2 separate regions of the Homo sapiens genome follow, and region 1 is linked to region 2. Evidence: chromatin contacts called from ENCODE Hi-C or POLR2A ChIA-PET data. All regions are on one chromosome and are shown on one strand. Each heading gives the region's core, a stretch centred on a gene start or an enhancer-like site at or near the end of the contact. The rest is flanking DNA. Distances are from core to core; before and after follow the strand shown. Region 1 overlaps TSBP1-AS1 (TSBP1 and BTNL2 antisense RNA 1). Region 2 holds the start of NOTCH4 (notch receptor 4).

Region 1 (2,942 bases), core at 61-2,560, 48 kb before region 2:
CTATTGTAAAAAGTGGTTGAGTTCTTGATTTGATTCTCAGCTTGGTCACTGTTGGTGTACAGGAGAGCTACTGATTTGTGTACATTAATTTTGTATCCAGGAAATTTGCTGAATTATTTTATCAGTTCTAGGAGCTTCTTGGAGGAGTCTTCTGGGTTTTCCAGGTATACAATCATATCATCAGCAAACAGTGACAGTTTGACTTCCTCTTTACCAACTTGGATGCCTTTATTCTTTCTCTTGTCTGATTGCTCTGGCTAGGACTTCCAGTACTATGTTGAAGTGGTGAAAGTGGGCATCCTTGTCTTGTTCCAATTCTCAGAGGGAATGCTTTCAACTTTTCCCCATTCAGTATTATGTTGGCTGTGCGTTTATCATACATGGTTTTTATTACATTGAGGTATGTCCCTTGTAGGCTGATTTTGCTGAGAGTTTTAATCATAAAAGGATGCTGCATTTTGTCAAATGCTTTTTCTGTGTCTATTGAGATGATCATGTGATTTTTGTTTTTAATTGTTTATGTGGTGTATTACATTTATTGACGTGCATATGTTAGACCATCCCTGCATCCCTGCTATGAAACCCACTTGATCATGGTGGATTATCTTTTTGATATGTTGTTGGATTTGGTTAGCTGGTATCTTGTTAAGGATTTTTGCATCTATGTTCATCAGGGATATTGGTCTTCAGTTTTCTTTTTTGTTGTTGTTATGTTCTTTTGTTCTTTCCTGGCTTTGGTATTAGGATGATACTGGCTTCATAAAATGATTTAGGGAGGATTCCTTCTTTCTCTATCTTGTGGAATAGTGTCAATAGGATTGGTACCAATTCTTCTTTGAATGTCTGGTAGAACTCAGTTGTGAATCCGTCTGGCCCTGGACTTTTTTTTTTGTAATTTTTTTATTACCATTTCAATCTTGCTGCTTGTTATTGGTCTGTTCAGGGTATCTAATTCTTCCTGATTTAAGGTAGGAGGGTTTTCTCTTCCCAGGAATGTATCGATCTCCTCCAGGTTTTCTAGTTTATGCACATAAAGGTGTTCATAGTAGCCTCAAATGATCTTTTGTATTTCTGTGGTGTCAGTTGTACTATCTCCCATTTCATTTCTACTTGAGCTTCTTTGGATTTTCTCTCTTCTTGGTTAATCTTGCCAATGGTCTATCAAGTTTATTTATCTTTTCAAAGAACCAGCTTTTTGTTTCACTTCTGTATTTTTTTGTTTCAATTTCATTTAGCTCTGCTCTGATCTGGGTTATTTCCTTTCTTCTGCTGGCTTTGGGCTTGGTTCTTGTTTCTCTAGTTCCTTGAGGTGTGACCTTAGGTTGTCTATTTGTGCTCTTTCAGACTTCCTGATGTAGGCATATAGGGCTAAGAACTTTCCTCTTAGCACCGCCTTTGCTGTATCCCAGAGGTTTTTGTAGGTCATGTCACTATTGTTATTCAGCTTGAATAATTTTTTAATTTTCATCTTGATTTCATTGTTGACCCAATGATCATTCAGGAGCAGGTTATTTAATTTCCATGTATTTGCGTGGTTTTAAAGGTTCCTTTTGGAGCTGATTTCCAGTTTTATTTCACTGTGGTCTGAGACAGTGCTTAACATAATTTCAGTTTTCTTAAATTTATTGAGACTTGTTTTGTGCTCTATCATGTGGTCTATCCTGGAGAAAGTTCCATGTGCTGAAGAATTGAACGTATATTCTGCAGTTGTTGGGTAAAATGTTCTGTATATATCTGTTAAGTCTATTTGTTCCAGGGCATAGTTTAAATTCATTGTTTTTTTGTTGGCTTTCTGTCTTAATGATCTGTCTAGTGCTGTCAGTGGCGTATTAAAGTCCCCCACTAGTATTGTGTTGCTGTATATATCATTTCTTAGGTCTAGTAGTAATTGTTTTATAAATTTGGGAGCGCCAGTGTTAGGTGCATATATATTTAGGATTGTGATATTTTCCTGTTGGACAAGAAATGCCACATTTTAAAAATAAAAATTATCAAACTGGATTAAATGGCAATATAAATGTCAGTTGATAGGATAGTTAATACTATACTCAACAATGTAATGAAGAGTAAGAAAGGGCTGGGCTTTGTGGCTCATGCCTGTAGTCCCAGCACTTTGGGAGGCCCAAGGGAAGAGGGGCTGGCTCTCACTCCCCGCATCGCGGGGGGCGCCTGAGATAAGGTGGATCACCTGAGATAAGGAGTTCAGACCAGTCTGGCCAATATGGTAAAACCCCGTCTCAACTAAAAATACAAAAAAATTAGCTGGGTGTGGTGGCGGGCACCTGTAATCCCAGCTACTTCGGGAGGCTGAGGCAGAAGAATCGCTTGAACTCAGGAGACAGAGGTTGCAGTGAGTCGAAGTCACGCCATTGCACTCCAGCCCGGGCGACAAGAGCGAAACTCTGTCTCAAAAAAAAAAAGTAAGAAAGAACTCAAACTTATACGTAGTGATCATGACAATAAGGAATTTTGTCTGTGTGAGCTCTGAAAATTTTATAAAGTTTTTAAATATGGAGTTCATGCTTAGTGATTGAGTTATTTAATGTCAAATGATATCTAAGCATTTATTTTTAACATTTCATTAATCAAGTACACAATATGTATTTAAGGAATTATGATAAAGTAAACCAATCTTCTACCCATATCACTATACCTATTTGATTCATCAAAATTTGTCCTCCCTAAATTCCATGTTCTGCAATGTGTTTAGAAATAAATAGTAAGGCATGGCGCCACACACCTGTAATTCCAGCTACTCAGGAGGCAGGGCAGGAGGATCACTTGAGCCTGGGAGTTTGAAGCCAGCCTAGGCAATATAGTAAGACCCTGTCTCAAAAATTAATTAATTAATTAATTAATTAATAATAACAAGTGGTAGCCTTGCTCTTGGTCAAAACATTGACTTTGGGCTGGGCGCGGTGGCTCACGCCTGTAATCCCAGC
Region 2 (2,766 bases), core at 1-2,500:
GATTTGGATAATTGTACTATATTATGTAAAAGAATGTTTTGTTCTTAGAAAATTTGCACTGATGGATTTAAGGGTAAAGGGTATCTTGTATGCAACTTACTCTCAAATGGTTCAGAAAAAAATACAAATGTGTATTTATAGAGAAATAATGATAAAGTAAATGTGGTCAAATGATATTAGTGGATGAATCTGAGTGAAGGGTATCCTGGAATTCTTTTTAGTATTTTTGCCCCTTTCCCATGAGATTAAAAGTATTTTAAAATAAAAAGCTAAAAAAAGGAAGAAAGTGGTGCTGGTGAAGTATATTCCCCGGTAGGGGAAGGCTCTCAGGTGCACCAGCAGCAGCCATGAGTGCCTCAACACCAGGGAGAGCACAGCTGCCACTGACACCTTCTGCCACCCTGGACTCTCAGTTCCCTGTGCTACTAAAGGAACTCAGTGTGTGGTTGACCCCAAAGTTGTCCTGGGTTGACTCAAGAAGGTAGGATGAGCATTCTGAGGCAAAGAATTCTCTTTTGTGATTTTATTGACTCCAATTTTGCATTCTGACTGGCATTCCCTGCATCCCAAGGACCTTGACAGCGGAGGGAGGCAGAGATGGAGGAAGTGAAAACTACCCAAATTCAGTGTTTGTTACAGACAATTCAGACTGCAAAATTTAGGGTAGACTATGTTCATTTATCACTGATAATGACAGTCTTAACATTCCCCTACAACAGGAAGACCAAGATTTCCCCAAAACCGGCCAGCATCTTGCCCATTTGCCAGAAGGAGAAAAATAAGTCCTGGCAAGAGCCAAGATAAGGCCCAGAAGCCCCTGGGTTCCTTTAGCCAAGGTGAGTGGTTTCAAATTATGACAAGTTGCAGGTTCTCTGAGAAGCATCTGTAATAACCTGGCAAATTAAGCATCCTCTCCTGGGAGGAGGAATACAGAACTCTGTAACCACCCAATACCTGTTTCCAGGTCCTGCCCCTCCTGGGGCACAGGGCAGCCACCTTGCAATTCTCATCCCTAGAAAGGAGAGACCAGATCAACAAACAGCAGGGCTGGGACTGCCCAGGGGGTTCCGAGATTCCTTCTCCCCTCCTATCACCTGCCCTCCAGGCACACCGTCCTACTTCCCCCTACTTCCCCAGGGGTTGTCAGGGACAGAAGGCCCCTCCTTCATCCCCCCTAGTGTTCCTCCACTCTTCCTCCGCCCCCCATTACTAGGGTGTCCAGGACATTGTGTGACTCAGGAAACAGCTCAGACGTGAGGCTTGCAGCAGGCCGAGGAGGAAGAAGAGGGGCAGTGGGAGCAGAGGAGGTGGCTCCTGCCCCAGTGAGAGCTCTGAGGGTCCCTGCCTGAAGAGGGACAGGGACCGGGGCTTGGAGAAGGGGCTGTGGAATGCAGCCCCCTTCACTGCTGCTGCTGCTGCTGCTGCTGCTGCTGCTATGTGTCTCAGTGGTCAGACCCAGAGGTGAGGCATGGCGTGGGTGAGGTGAGGGGACCCAGCTCCCTTAGGAGGATGATCAGTGGGGTGGGGGAAGAGGGCCAAGCCCCAGGCCGTGTGAGGGATGCTGGATGGAGGAGATTCTCACTGCCCAAATAGAGACGGCCTCCAGGGAAAGACGGCTCTGCCCATGGAGCTGCTTCGGGCCTGGTGCCAGGGGTGGTGACTGCTGGGGGATGGGTGAGAGGGTGCCCACCTCCAGGAAGAACCTCGTCAGCACTGGCACTGGAGGACTCTTGCAGCCATAGGGAAGAGGGGAAGAGGGAACACACTGACCACCTGCTTGGGGAGGAGATGAGAGGGAAGCAGGAGATGGGGACATGAAAGGTCAGGCCTACTAAGCCCTTTCTTAGTCCAGCTGTCCCCACCCCCCGGATGGCTCAATGCTCGGCCTTTCCGGGAGGAAATCTCTTCGAAGTCTCAGCCATTCACCTCCCGGGAGCCACCTCCGCCCCTCTTCTGACCCCTGTTGTCTTGCTTCCGAGAGATGGAGTCCGAGGCTGGACTTGGGAGGCCAGAGAATAAACAGGAAAGGGGGGTAGGGATTAGTAACTGGGACGGAGGGCACTGGGGCTGGGGCTGGGTACCATGTGGAGAGTGGGGACAGATGTGAAGAAGAGGTGGTTTAGAGTACCTGTGGGAGCTGCTGTGGGCAGGTCTCTCAGGAGCACCTAGAAGAGGAAAGGTGGAGGCACAGCACCCAGGGCTTCCATTGCGCCTGCCTCTCCACCCTCAGGGCTGCTGTGTGGGAGTTTCCCAGAACCCTGTGCCAATGGAGGCACCTGCCTGAGCCTGTCTCTGGGACAAGGGACCTGCCAGTGAGTGTGCCTTGCAGGAGTGGGAGACTGGAGAGAAAGGGGGAGGGAGAGCAGGGGGGGAGAGGTGAGGAAGTGAGACCAAAGAAGAAAGAGAGGAAGTGAAGGAGATGAAGGGAAACAAATGAAGGCAGAGGAGGGAGTGGGCAAGAATAGGAAGAGGGACCAGTGATGTGAGTTTTCCTCTCCTCCCCTGCCCAGGTGTGCCCCTGGCTTCCTGGGTGAGACGTGCCAGTTTCCTGACCCCTGCCAGAACGCCCAGCTCTGCCAAAATGGAGGCAGCTGCCAAGCCCTGCTTCCCGCTCCCCTAGGGCTCCCCAGCTCTCCCTCTCCATTGACACCCAGCTTCTTGTGCACTTGCCTCCCTGGCTTCACTGGTGAGAGATGCCAGGCCAAGCTTGAAGACCCTTGTCCTCCCTCCTTCTGTTCCAAAAGGGGCCGCTGCCACATCCAGGCC

What was found. Hi-C counts contacts between places; a loop is a spot of excess contacts on that map. ChIA-PET counts read pairs that join two places held with the same protein, here RNA polymerase II (POLR2A). Pooled maps may share reads with other maps.
Region 1: a loop to region 2 is called in a map with no recorded cell type, with 5 times the contacts of the local background. The contact joins the enhancer-like site here to the promoter of NOTCH4 in region 2. A Hi-C loop is called at or near these places in 2 of 37 single-sample maps with no recorded cell type and 2 of 50 pooled maps. POLR2A ChIA-PET finds 5 or more read pairs at or near these places in 4 of 52 experiments (B cell, K562, OCI-LY7 and 1 more).

The regions. Positions count from the first base shown.
Region 1 is chr6:32,269,944-32,272,885 of GRCh38, reverse strand. The region is part of intron 1 of TSBP1-AS1 (TSBP1 and BTNL2 antisense RNA 1); the gene reads right to left. Among named protein-coding and RNA genes, the nearest start is that of TSBP1-AS1, 16 kb to the right of the region's middle. Within about 2 kb of position 1,310, at least 3 of the 41 ENCODE cell types and tissues checked have a DNase peak (open chromatin) inside an H3K27ac peak, as active enhancers do; they include B cell and OCI-LY7, where a contact is called at or near this core.
Region 2 is chr6:32,222,551-32,225,316 of GRCh38, reverse strand. It overlaps NOTCH4 (notch receptor 4), which reads left to right and starts at 1,250. Exons shown (of 30, transcript NM_004557.4): 1 at 1,250-1,461; 2 at 2,231-2,312; 3 at 2,511-2,766. The coding sequence starts at 1,389.